Linked DNA regions of Mus musculus: region 2 is linked to region 1. The links are chromatin loops, found by intact Hi-C in ENCODE. Cell type or tissue: heart. All regions are shown on one strand. Links, peaks and the distances in the headings refer to the core of each region. The heading gives the core; the rest is flanking DNA. Region 1 has its middle 150 kb from the start of Gm34768. Region 2 overlaps Mindy3 (MINDY lysine 48 deubiquitinase 3).

The links. Peaks named below come from ENCODE experiments on the same cell type or tissue, not always from the same donor. Only the 100,000 strongest peaks of a DNase experiment are listed, where the experiment ranks them.
Region 2: a loop joins it to region 1, with 5 times the contacts of the local background. A loop is called at or near these places in 7 of 42 quality-filtered maps.

Annotation. Positions count from the first base shown.
Region 1 is chr2:12,046,745-12,053,966 of GRCm38, forward strand. No RefSeq gene overlaps it. Among named protein-coding and RNA genes, the nearest start is that of Gm34768, 150 kb to the left of the region's middle. In heart, for the core only: a CTCF peak has its summit at 3,410 (motif pointing right); no DNase peak of the experiment used is centred there.
Region 2 is chr2:12,385,660-12,392,881 of GRCm38, forward strand. Mindy3 (MINDY lysine 48 deubiquitinase 3) reads right to left here. Exons shown (of 15, transcript NM_024185.4): 9 at 950-1,020. Among named protein-coding and RNA genes, the nearest start is that of Mindy3, 30 kb to the right of the region's middle. In heart, for the core only: a CTCF peak has its summit at 3,589; no DNase peak of the experiment used is centred there; H3K27ac peaks cover 462 bases.

The DNA of each region.
Region 1 (7,222 bases), core at 2,182-4,681:
GAGTATGACACCTGGAGACTCAACAGGTGTTTGCTAGGCTCAATATGGAGAACAGGTTAGGACATCCCAGACAAAAACGAGCTGATGGTAGAATGAGCAGATAACCCATTTCACAGCTGCTTTCAACCTTATTTTATGAAATTAGTCTTGTTTGGTTCAATGAGATCATCACATTAGCATTGAGCATATAGCCAACAACTGTAAGGAATGAAGTCCTAGATAAACTATAAGTGGTATGAGTCACTTTAGGATTAAAATATCTGTGGATCAGCTAGGCAGTAGTGGTACATGCCTTTAATTCCAGCACTTGGGAGGGAGATCTCTATGAGTTTGAGGCCAGACTGGTCCACAGAGTAAGTTCTAGGACAGCCAGGAATACATGGAATTTGAGGTTTGGTCTGTTGCTATGTATTGTAATGCTAAACACTGGCCCTGGTTGCCTCAGGGTCAAGGAGAATCTCACGTTCACCAAATGATGCTATGTAACCTTGTTCCCCAAGTTATCCCTGATTGGTGACTTAAGATGCCTCTGATAATAGCTGGGCAGAAGAGAGGTGGAGTTTTAGTTCCCAGGCTTGGGGTCTGAGGCAGGAGACCAGAAAGAAAAAGAGAGAAAGGTAAAGAGGAGAAAGGACGACATGAGATCGGAATATGAGCAGCCCAGATGGAACATAGCAAGTCATATTGTGGAGCTATCGACAGGGACAATAGAATAGATAGAATAGAGGGAAGACATCTGCCCAGCTCTAGTGTTGATTAAGGCTTTATAAATATAAAAGTTTATGTGTCATTTACTTGAGAACTGAATGATCAAAGGCAAGCTAGAAACCCCTGATTGAGATTATATATTTACTACAACACACAAAGAAACCCTGTCTTGAAAAAAAAAAAACAAAAAAACGGAAAAATATATCTGTAGGTCGAGTAGTGACTTCATAGACATTTTACTGTGACATTTCTAGTAAGTACACACTTGCAGAGATTATTCTTTTATTATTTATTTATATGCCTGCCAGGTAAAATAGTTTATGTTAATAAAGTAATATAATGATCCTTGTCTGGGCCTGTAGAGATAACTCAGTAAAGTACTGCCTTGTAACCTCAGTTCACTTCCCTATAACCCATGTTAAAGATTTAAAACCTGAAAAGCAAGGTGTGATGTCACACATGTATTCCCAGTGCTGAGGAAGTAGAAACATCTAGATCCTTGGGGCTCCTTGTCCAGCTAGCTTAGCCTTCCGGATGAGTTCCTGAACACTGAGAATTCCCCACACCCCTGGAACACTCAAGGTGGAGGGTGTGTGAGGAGCGACAGCTGAGATTGTCTGACAGTCTCCACATGGCTTTCTGACACATGCACACATCAGTTGTTCTCAGTGCAGTCTGTTTTTGATGAGACTTCATTGATACTGTTGAGTACTAAAATAGGGACTAAAAATAGAGAGTATAGGAACATGTGCTTTGAGTTCTTGGGTGAATTTTATTTAAGCGGGGAGTTACATTCCGAGAGGCGTCTGAAGTGCTGAAGGCCATGCTCAGGTGAGGACCGAGAATCGGGGGAGAGTTGTTACTATTGCCGCCTAGGAGTAGGATCCTCTTGTCTCCTTCTGTTGGGGCAAATGTTTAATACTAATTGGGGGTTTGTATCTCATCTTGGATCATTCAGTTCCCCGATAGAAGACACACAACCTTTATATTTCTAATAAGCCTTAAAAGCACTAGAGCTGAGCAGAATCTACACTCGAAGCTATTCTATTTCCCTGCCTGTGACCCTGTGATATGACTTGCTGGGCTCCACCTGGGCCCCTCTTACTCTTACTGACCAAGCTTCAGGGCCAGTTTTAATGATTCCTTACCCCATGGGATCTTCTCCTCTCTCTACCTACTCTCTTCCCTCTTGTGGTTCTGCCTCACACTCCAAGCCCAGAAAGCAAAACCCCACCTACCTCTCTTTCACCCAGCTATCAACTGTAGGCATCTTTATTGACCATTCAGGAATAACGGGTGGGGGTGAGGGGCAGTGAGCAGTATTAACATCAGTGTGGTTCTGCCTCACACTCCAAGCCCAGGAAGCAAAACCCCAACTACCTCTCTTTTACCCAGCTATCAACTGTAGGCATCTTTATTGACCAATCGGGAATAATGGGTGGGGATGGGGGGCAGTGAGCAGTATTAACATCAGTTAATATGAAGAGAATATTAATAGAAGAGACAGCATTAAGCTGCTTCATACTTGAAGTATAGGACTCTAGATAATGTGAAAAAAAAAAAAAAAGAAGTTGGAGCCCTCAAATGTCTTTTCTATATGAAGGCTTAGGAGTGCAATGGTTAGAGACTACCAGAGACTGCCAAAATCCTCACGCTGAAGGATTCTTTGGCTATGGAGACTGGCTTAGGGAAGGGCAGGCAAATGATGGTGCCAGGCATCTTCTGTAAAATACTCACTGCCTTTTAGGAAGGGAGGGAGTGTAGGCTCCCACTTGTTCAAGAGTCAGTGATACCGTTGACAGCAAGGGAGACCTCAGTGTGGGATCTCAGTGGCTTCAGTCTTACAGAGCAAGCAGCATTTCACCGCATTTCATCTCCTCTTCAATATGTGGTCCTCAGGTTCAACCCACAATTATTTCCTTCTTTGAAAGCTGTAATGTGGTCTTCCGACGAAATATTCCAGCATTGCCTTTTGAATTGCCAGGGCAAAGATTCTTCCCTACATCTGTCCCCTGCAAAGAGTATTTTGGGAAAATGAATCACACATGGTATTCTGCTCAGATGACGCCGGCAGGCTCTGATGGCAAGTCTCCAGGGAGATTTGGGTTCGATAGTTAGTCACCATGTCCTATGGACTGTGCCTTTGAAATGTCGCTCTCATCTTGCCTTTGGAATGTTTCTGTTCTCTTTCCTGCTCCATGTTGCTCTAGCCAACACTTTTTAATCTCTGTTCTGGTTCCTGGTGCCTGGCTTTCAGCACCTTGTAGCTGGTCAGCTTAGACTTCTTGCTTAGAATCCTGAAGTAGCTTCCATTTTCTCGTTATGGAATGGACACATCCCTTCCTAGTATTAAAGCCTTCTCTCATCTGTTCCCAAACGACCCATCCAAGCGTGACTGATCTTTCTCCATGTCACAGATTCTCTGTTCCCATGGGACCAGAATCCTCATGATGCCCAAGCCTTGTCTGCTGTCTAATTTACTTTTTTTTTTTTTTTTTTTTTTTATGAGCCAGAGGATATCCCTGCCTAGTCCTACATACATTCTTCAGTGTATAGTCATCCAGGGCCAATGTCCTGCTTTTATTCTTCTATAAATGTCTTTAAGACTTTCTAATAAACCAGAAGAAACACAGTTTTTGATTTTTTTTTTTTTTTTAGTTTTAGGGCCAATGAGATGGCTCAGCTGGTTTGGCAATTTGACTTCAATCCCTGGATTCCACAAGGTGGCAGAAGAGAACCAACTTCTGAGAGTTGCCCAATGAGTACACACACTCATACACACACACACACACACACACACACACACACACTCACACACACACACACACAAGCACATGCACATATACAATATATGCATGCACACACAGATACAATCATACATGCTCATAAAATGCATAAATATATAAATACTTTTAATGATGATAATTCTAGTGTATACTTCTTTAATGCATTTAAAATGTCTTCAGCAATCATCGTAATTCTTGATAAAGACATGCTTGATGAATTTTGCGTTTCTTAGAACTGAAAGTGATTAGAGTCAGCTTCTGAAAATATATCACAGTTACTCTAAGTTAATTCAGGAAAAGTATGTGTGTGTGTGTGTGTGTGTGAGAGAGAGAGAGAGAGAGCACGTGCACATGTGTGCAGGCACATCTACGTGCATGAATGCATATGGAAGCCAGCGTTTTATATCCTGTGCCTTCCTCATTTGCCTTTCACCTTATTTATTTATTTATTTATAGACAGGGTCTTTCATAAAACCTTATTTCACTGATTTGGTGAACCTAGTTACCAATAAGCTCCAGTGGCCATCCTATCTCTGTCCATGTTCTGGGACTACAGACATGCATTGTTGCTCATACCTGACATTTTTTACAAACGTGGATGCTAGGATCAAACTCAGTTCCTCATGTTGTACAGCAAGCGCTGTACTGACTCAGCCCTCTCCTTGTGCCCCTTCTGAAGAAACTTCACCATCTTCAGGAAATTGTGGTCTTTGCATTGCAGGTGTGGAATGAGGTAGGTTACAGTGCCCATTTTAAAAATTCTCATAATACAGTCATTCCTGTGACCAGCATCTTATCATCACCTCTGTCAACAAAGGTCCCTTCAGTCTCCCTCTTTCTGTAGAGTACAAGAATTCCCACCTAAGTATTGTGTTGATTCACTTCATTGTTTTAAAAAACATGGCTTTCTTAGTCAAAGTCTTCACAGAAGTTGAAATGCATGCCAAGATCATTGTCTTAATACAGCTTCGAGCACGCCACATCTCTGCACACATTCTTCCAAGTCTGAACGTAACTACTGCTTTTGGGGCAGCACATGGGCCATCATCTTCTAGGGAAGTAGGATCTTGACCCATAACTAAGGCTAGTTTTTACATAAACAGCCACAGTGGAGGTTGCCCAAATGTCTGTGTCTGTCCACAGACTTATAAATAAAAATAGTCAGCTGGAAGTTATAGCTGTCCTTTGTTAGAAGAAGGAATTTCTTTAATAATCAAAGAATAGCAGTTTTTAATTTCTCTCTTAGATAGCAAGGGCTTACTAAGGAACTTCTCATGCCTCTTGTAGGATCTTCACTCTGTGTTCTAGAATATTTTCAGGAGCCTTCCTTGTGGGTAATCTTCCACACAGTGTATACTATTCCTGGGTTAAAAGATTCACACCTTGAATTCCATTTTTATCTCTCTCTTGATTTTCCTTAAGTTCTGTGTTGTTTCCTCCAGGTTTTCCAGTAACTTGTTTTGTCCATTAGCAAAGATGACAAAGCAGACAACTCAAAGATGTTTGCTGTGAGTTTATCTCCAGCCTGGATTCTCATGAATTCTGTAACAACCATTCCAGTGTGAACACAGCGTCAGAGACAAGACTGGGCCACGTTAGCTCAATAAAGATTCCATTACTAAAAGTGACCTCGTGGGAGGAGGAGCACATAGGGGGTCCATTGACCCCAAGTTCATCTTTGGGTACTGACATGAGATTTAGCTTTAAATAGAGAAGAATTTGGAACAAGAAAGCATGTGGATAGCGGTGTTCATGGTCAAAGGGGGCTTTCTTTGGTCATTGTCTCTGCTTCAGCCTTGAAGGTAGTCCAAGCCCTGACTGTTTAAGAGGATACACCACTTCTGCTTTAGGGTGCAGCCTCATCACATGGATGATTTGCCCACAAGGCCTTGCTGTTTCCAAAATACAAGCAGACTCACTGTTTAGGACAATGACTTATCTTCATGCCTGTAGCCTTGAAAAGGAGTGAGATAGATTAGATAGGCAGACACTCCTTCAGTGGTTACCATAATTAGGCAGAGTTAGGCAGGAGTTCAACTCAAGGTAAAGGAGACGGAAAGAGATTGAAGGCAGAGATGCCTGCTCTCACCTTGCACGTCCTTACTTTCTGAGCCCAAGGGAGGAGTTAATGCTCAGTGTAAAAGCAGCTTCTAAAAGCGTGTTATGGGACCCACTCATCACTTCATCTCATGTGACATGAAGTAGAAGTGATGAAGTGGTTGGTGCAATAACTCCACTCCTATTTTGTGTGCCACTGGGCCTCTTGGGCTCATTGCATTGTTCAGGTTAGAGAATTTAGCTTTAGTGATTTCTCGGGGATGCAGGTAGCTTCATACAAGGTTCACCTACAAAGTCATCATTCCTTTCTGAAGTTGTCTCTGGAGATATCAAAGCTTTTGGGAGACATCTCTAGGGTACACAGTAAGATGTGTCTAAACCCTCAAATGTGGCGGGGTGGTGGGCTGCTCTTGTTTCTCTTCTGTCACTCAGGGATTACTCAAGTCTTCAAGGACTGACCTGCTTCATTGTGATTTTGGTCACTAGCTCTAGGACAATTAATTATGTCTTCCATTACATCTCATTGCTTGATTTCTTCCATTTTAGGACATCTGCAGTGGAGTTTAGATTTAGAAAGCATGCTTTTAGATGGAAGGGTTTGTATCTATACCAAGAAGGACAGAATTCCTTACCTCTTAGCAGGGCTATTTGTAAGCTAAGATTAAACTTGATGAACAATTGTTGAAGGCTTAGTTTCAACACACTATGTAAATCCCAGACCTTGCCTGAATGCTGCATGAACCCTGTGGATAGCCACAAGAGATTTACATTTAGGGATGGGGATATCTGTCTCTCAAAGTGGCTGCCTCTTAGTTGGAACAGGAAGCTGGGGAACCCGTGGTCTTGCAGCCTTTAAGGGTGACTGGAAAAACTCAACTGAGTTCAGCAGACTAAGGTATCATTCCATTTCTCTATGCAGATGGCTAGAAAGCAGTCCCTCCTCACTCCAGGCATCTCTATCCAGGCTGTGTCTGGTTGTATGGTTGTTTATTTTGGAAGTGTCACAATAAATAACTGGAGAGAGGATATTAGAGAAAGTCTTCTTGGGAAAGGTCACAAATTCTTTGGGGACATAAAGCCTCCTGCATGTGGTCACTAATAAGAGGAAATCGCTATAGATAATATTTGCTTTTTCTACATTCCCCAAGGACAGTAAAATAGAAACAGGAACAAGCAGTAGAAAAAAAAAATCTGTTATTTGTTTGTCTAGAAAAGCCTTCTATTTTAGTCATTTCTGCTAAAGCAGGGACTGGACTCTGAGCTGATGTGGTGCCCTGATAGTTGTTGGCCAGATCTACTGGATAGCTTGGGAATCACAGTTACAGCAGGAGGAGTGAGGTCTTCTCTTGTCCCACCAGGCCTGGGCCAGTGCTTTGTGAGATGTGGCATTGGGCCTCTGGTTCTTCCTGTTGGCTACAACCCGAGAATTCCTAGTATAGCGTTTGGAGACAGCTTTGCTGCCTTAGGCAAGGAAACAGGAGGAAGAGTTAAAAAAATCAAATGGCAGAAAACAATGGCAGGTACTGTTTGCACATATTCAGGGGCTCTCCGAATCACTCTGTGCATCTCTCTATAAGGGTTTTGGCTCAGTTACTCACGCAAACCTCCACAAGGACCATGAGTCAGTGCCAAAGCTTACATCACCAGGAAGATAAAATAAGACGTGTGCG
Region 2 (7,222 bases), core at 2,272-4,771, 340 kb after region 1:
AGGCTGTCTTAGAATAGCATTAATTTATAGAATTAAAAATCTCTGAAAAGGGAGGTATTACTGTTGTGCATAGTCACTACTTACAAGGTCAGAAGAGATCCTGTACTGCTCTTACATCTCTGTTTATGGCAGAAGATGTCATGAGGAAGGAATGATGTCTGACAGACAATAACAGAAACAGTAATGTGTGTGCATGCACATGTGCCTCTCCCCACACACACAAAGGAGAAAATGCTTCTTTAGATTGGTGTTTGTTTTGTTTTGGGGGGGTGTTTTGTTTTGTTTTGTTTGAGGCAAGGAGGGAGGGCCGTGGGAGGGAGGTTTCAAGACAGGGTTTCTCTGGGCAGCTCTGGCTGCCCTGGGACTTGCTCTGTGGACCAGGCTGGCTTTGAACTCAGAGATCCACCTGCTTTTGCTGGGATGAAAGCTGTGTACAACCACCACCCAGCCAAGACACTTGTTAATGTTACTAAAAATTGTCACTGTCATCAGAACCACTATATGATATAAACATTCTAAAATGGAAAAAAAAATCTACAAATCTACATCATCCTTTGTCTAAGAATATGGCATCTTTTAAGTGAGAAAACTGATGTGAGCTTCATGTAAAATATTGCAATATTTAATAGCCATTGAGGACTGCACAGGTAGGCACCTCAATTACAACAATGAAGGTTCAAGGCGAAACAGCTTAATAGCATATTTATAGTGAACCATGTATATTTCTACTTTATATAGTATTTTGTTCTTTGCTCTGTCACTCACTCCCTTCACAGGAAAGCAAGTACAACTAGCCGCCTTCATTTCTTAACACTTAGTTTGGGTTGGGAGCTCAGCAAGGAAGTAAGACAGTGATGAGTGGTGACAGCCAGGAGCTGAAGTTAATGACCATCAGAGTGAAAATACTGTCCACAGTGTGGGCATATTCAAACCCCTCAAGACAGTTTACCTTACAATATCGTAAAGCTTCCATTAGTGTTAAGAATCCTACAGCTGCTTGTTCATGGATACCGAGAAGTTCTGCAAAAAAAAAAAAAATAAAATAAAATAAACAAAACCAAATTCAACACTGCATTAGTATATGTAAGTCTGAGTCATGTGTGTGCATATATATATGTGCATAAATATATTTATATTCAAACCATGGCAAAATGTTTCTTTCACCTAAAACTATCTTTAAACCTCTGCACGTATTTACTAAGATGTCAAATCAATGATAGTATGTTCCTGGTCCTTGTTATGCTGTGTTTGGTTGATGTCCCTGGGAGTCCTGCTCTTTTCTGAGGGAAAGTGGATGGGGACGTGGATCTGATGGAAAGGGGAGTTGAAGGGGAGAGATTGAAGGGGTAGGGAAGGAGAGGAAACTGTGGTTGGGATGTAGTAAATAAAACAATAAAAAAGTTAAATCAAATAATCATGTTATCACTATTTATTATAAAATGATACCAGGTAGCTTTGTACTGGGTAAATGTAATGGTTCAAATGTAGATTAAAACTATTTATAAAAGTATTTAATGTTAATTTTTTAGTTAAGAAAAAAATCACTTGGTAACCCAAAGACACACACACACATACACACACACACACACACACACACACACACACACACACACAAATACACACACACACTCATATTCACATGTGTGTGTGTATATATATGTATATGTGTGTGGACATACATACACATATACAAACATATATACATACACACACATATGTGTATGTATGTATGTATGTATGTGTGTATATATATATATATATACACACACATATATATGTATAGTATATATAGATATCTATATATGTCTATATATATATGTATAGGATATATATATATATCCACATACACACACACACACACACACACATGTGTCTCTCTCTCTCTCTATATATATATATATGTATAGGACATGGATATATATATATATATATATATATATATATATCCACGTAATATATATATCCACGTATACACACACACACACACACACACACACCTCCATAAAAAGAGGTAACTTGACTGACCCTTATTTTCTAAAAAAAAAGAGCTTGCTTGTTAAATCATAAGTATTAGTATTTATTATGGGATAATGGTGACCATAACTAAATAGCACTTAAAACATAATTTTTGCTTCTTTCTTTCTTCTTCCTTCCTTTTTCTCGCTCTCTTCCTTCCTTTTTGTTTGTTTTTTTTTTCTTTGTATTTTTGTTTGTTGTTTTTAAACACAGGGTTTTTCTGTGTAGTCCCAGCTGTTCTCAAACTTGCTCTGTAGAACAGTCTGGCCTCAAACTCAGAGATCCATTTGTCTCTTTCTTCCCAAGTGCTGGGACTAAAGGTGTACACCACCACTGTCTGGCAAAACATGGATACTTCAAGCTACTCCTTTCTATTCTAAGTGAAAGCAGCCAGTGTGCTTAAGGCTGTGAAACAGTGATGACTAAGACATAGTCTCTGCCTTATAAAGAGCTGACGAAGGGCAAAGAGAAATGATACAAGCTCTCTACATATGTACATACACACACTCACACAGAGTAGAGTGTGGCAGAACATGTTTCCATGTCAGGGAAGAATGGCAACATCTGAATTTAATCTGATGGTATATGTAGAAAATTCTAAGACCAGAGAAGACAAGAAGAAAAATGTAAACCCAAAGATAAGAAAGAATGAAAATTAACATACTCAGGTAAGGAATGAAAATCTGCCTGAGATTCCTGGTTTTTCAACATGGGGCTTTACAGTGTTGCACAGGACAGCTCCAAACCCTTGACTTCAAGGGTCCTTTCACCTTAGGCTCCTCTGTACCTGGAACCACAGGTGTGTGACACCACATTCAGTTCCTTAAACCCATAACCATGGCAAACACGATAAACAGTGATTAACTGGAAGGAAGACTTCAAGAAAGATATTCTGGATTTGTGTGAAGGCTGAGCATGACTTCACTTTTATGCAAACTGTGACTGAGCTACTTTGGGGACTTCTAACTGGAGACAAGCAGCTGGCAGTAGAGCTCAGAAGCACAGGCTGGGCCAGCCTGGTGAACACTAATGGGCCACCAGCAGAAGGCTAGACTCACTGACGTAAGGTCAAGCAAGTAGTAACCCTGCAGCTGACGCAGCACAGTAGGTTCTGATACAGACACTACGCACTCACAGGCTGGCACTCACCTGGGCTGGCAGGAAGGCTTTCCGTATACTGACACTTAAAGCTAATGTAAGTAGTAAGTAAGTAAGTAGGACCATAAACATAGATTAAAAAGCTTTTCTCAATTCAACTTCAAATATGAAAAACATTACTATCACAAGTATATCTACTATCTACAAGGAAAACCTCTTTGGAATTGTCCATAAACTTTAGGAGGATTAATAGTATAAAATAAAAACATTTGAGTCCTTGGGTTGCAGCCACCAGGGTTTAGGAGTACAGCAAATAGCAGATAGGGTAGAAATGATATTCTATGGTTAGCAAACAGCCTGTTTCCTTTCCTCTAAACTGTGAGCAGAGGCAAATCTTCCTGTTAAAGAAAAGCACATTATGTTGAGAACCAGGGTCCACAGTCTAAAATGCATTACCACCACCTAGTGTTACAGCCAGATATTACACCATGGATTTCCATGGGGTTAGTCAAGTGTCTACAATGGTTGGTTTAAAATATCATGCTACTAAATACAGAAAATTAGACCTCCATCTATCTTAGTGATGAAGTATTCAGATCTGGTGGAGAATCACATGCTCATATCTGGCTTAGATATTACTTTTACTACGAGCTGCCTCAGAATACTATGTAGCTGAAGATGGTGGCCCTTGAACTCCTGATCTTCTACTTCTTCCACATGGAGAATACTACTATGACTAGCACTGGATGATAATATTTCAAAATGCATTATTCTCATACCCTCAAGCAGAATATAAACTTAATATTATTATCATCTTAGATTAAGCACAACAGTAAAACTAAATCTAATAATTTTTATACCAAGTTGTGAAACAATATTTTCATATCATTTACAGAACTTACTTACATTGGATTTTCTTTAAAAGTCTCAGTCTTTACTTTTTGCTTACAAGAAATTGGCAATTTTATGACTATCTTGCCATTGCCTATATTATCTCATAACAGAGAAATGAAGAGTATCCAAATTTCCAATTGAATTTTCAAACTACTGGTTTGATTTTTTTTGTTGTTTATTTGTTTTTTTTTTGTCTTTTTGTTTGTTTGTTTGGTTTGGTTTGGTTTTGGTTTTTCGAGACAGGGTTGCTCTGTGTAGTCCTGGCTGTCCCGGAACTCACTTTGTAGATCAGGCTGACCTCGAACTCAGAAATCTGCCTGCTTCTGCCTTGCCTCCCAAGTGCTGGGATTAAAGGCGTGCGCCACCACGCCCGGCTACTATTTAGTTTGATGGCAAAGAAATAAAACTTTTTTTTTTACCAAAAGGTAATATACAATTTTATCTATAATTCAAAATAAACGTTGTATATATACTATACAACATAACCTGAAATATTCATCTTTTTCAAAAAACCAGGAGAAAAGAGAAAGAGAGAGAAAGAAATATCACCTAAGCCAGATACTTGAGCGTGGTTCTTGACCAGATCTGTGCACTTCATCACCAAGACAGATGGAGCCTCATTTCCTGAATTTAGTAGCATATTTTAAATGGATCATTGTAGATATTTGAAAACTTTTTGCCTCATATACATATTTGAGAGACGACAATACTTAGTCTATTCTCGGTAGTTTTCAAGTAGAGACTAGTCATTACCTACAGTCAGTTTTACAATAGACTTCTTAAACTTGTTACTTTTTACTGAAATTTTCCTCCAAGGCCACACCAACTCCAACAAGGCCACAGCTCCTAATCCTTCTACTCCCTCTCAAACCGTTCACCAGCTGGTAGCTAAACAAGCTAATCTCTGAGCCTGAGGGTCATCCTCACTTAAACTATCATGTAAGCCAACCTGATTTGGACTGTTCCTTAGTTAACCAAAGTTGTCTCTTCCTAGGTGAGGCTAGGTTGTGTCAAGCTGACAATAAAAACTAACCAGCATATCATTTACATTTATATTCTGGATGTTGTTTGAAATATACAATCCTGTTCAAGTTAAGCATACATGCACACTTACACTACAGAATGACCGATTATCTCAAATGTGGATTTAACTAGGATACTAACTTTACCTAACAATCTGGCTCTAGCTAATGTGTTGTAGAAGTAGTACAATTTCAGGACAGCAGCATTTCTGATTTACTAGTTCTGATAAATCATAATTTAAAATGATATTACTTAGTTATAGAAATGATCATATTCCTTAGAGTTTACATTTCCATATTTTCCACTTATCTTTAAGCTAATGACCATCAACTATTGCTTACAATGAATCATCAAATAAATGTATAAAAATGATGAATGGACAAGACATAAGAAAATATTAGACATTTGAAGAAAATACTAGAAAGTATTAGTTTTATCTGGGGAGTTGATATGGGGGAAGAGCAACCAAATCCTAACTGACAAAAAAGTTCAAATGATTGAATATTATAGAAGTGAAACCCTTGGGAAGAAAAGATATCACTAAACAAAATTTACTTAAGAAAAGGTTGGGATAGGGGGTGGGGGGGTGGGTATGGGGGACTTTTGGGATAGCATTGGAAGTGTAAACGAGGGAAATACCTAATAAAAAGAGAGAGAGAGAGAAAAAAAAAAAAAAAGAAAAGGTTGGGAGAGATGCCCTGAATTGTAAAGAACTAAAGGACTTCCAGAGCCTCAGACACTGTGGTAAGCCAGCCCTCCGCCTACAACAGCAGATGATGAGCAGAGGCAGTTCCCAGAGGACAGCACAGCTGCAGGCTTACACGTGAGCAAAGGCCTGAGCTCAGGTTCATTAGGACGCAGAACAAATGTCAATTAGAATGTGTAATCCCTTGTCAAAAGCTGACTAACTTTTAAAGATGGACAGTGTTCAGTCATCACCAGGATACAGAGAAAACACAAGTCTACAGTCAGAAAGATATATTGATATTTTAGGGACAAAGTTGCCATAAATTGTTAAACAGATATTCCTAAAAATGGTAAATCTTCTGAGTTAAAGTATTATCCAGGATTAAAAACACATGCTTTCACAAAACCTTGCACGTAGGTGTCCCTGACAGCATTACTCCTAACAGTCAGGTAGCTATTTCAAATGTCCAGCAATTGATGATTGATAAAGATGTATGGCTCACCATACCCTGCAATATCACTTGCTCATCAATATAAGGAAAGAACTGGTATAGGAAAACACTGTTCAAAGTGAGGGAAATTTGATACAAACACCAGTGCCATATAATTCTATTTATATGAGTTGTTGGCATGGAGCGGATGGAAGTAAGGGGAGCTGATGAGACCAGGATTTCTTTATAAAGTTAGAAAACTATTTAAGTTTTGATTTATTCTACATTTCAACTGAGTGGCATGCATAGTATATAGAAGAGATTTCAATAAAGTTATTACTAAGAAAAAGTTCCTTAAAACACATCTACTTTAGCAAGTCAATCGTGCATGAACATTGAGTAGGCTTGCCTCACACAGTGTTTCTTACAGGTCTGTCTGATAGAAGTCAAACTGGAAACTACCCACATGCTCACCAAGGTAAAATGCTCAAGGCAAAAGATACACATGATGGTTCAAACACCAAGCAACGTTAATAAATAAAGGTGGAAAGATGCCTTGTCCATACTCCACTCAACATTCCCAGGTCACACCTAAAATCCAAGTTCTCCTCACCGCCAGAGGAGTGATCGTTGCTAGGTTAATGAAACAAAACAGACAACGGCAACAAACAACCCCCAAACCTAAGAGCCTTACAAGTGGGATCTGCTCCAGGCCCCTCCCACTGCCCTCTTCTCATGGAAACTCATGGACGCTTTGCTCCTTAGAGCAACGGACTCACATCTCTCCTCTTTACTTCTGCACATTTACTACACTCACTTAGACCATCGGTAAACTTCCATGAGTGTCCTCAGTTGAATGAAACCTGTTGCTTTTTCTCCCTTGCATATCATTTCTTCAAAGGAACGTCTACTGCCAAGGCTACTTCATGCTCATGTTCCTGTGTCCTGTTGCTCCTATAAAACTGTCTCCTTTCCCTTGTCTTCAATGCTAGGCTGTCTAGCACTGAAATGTAGTACACAATGGCAGCATATTGGAAGGATCAAACATTGTCAAAATATACACACCTGTTAGG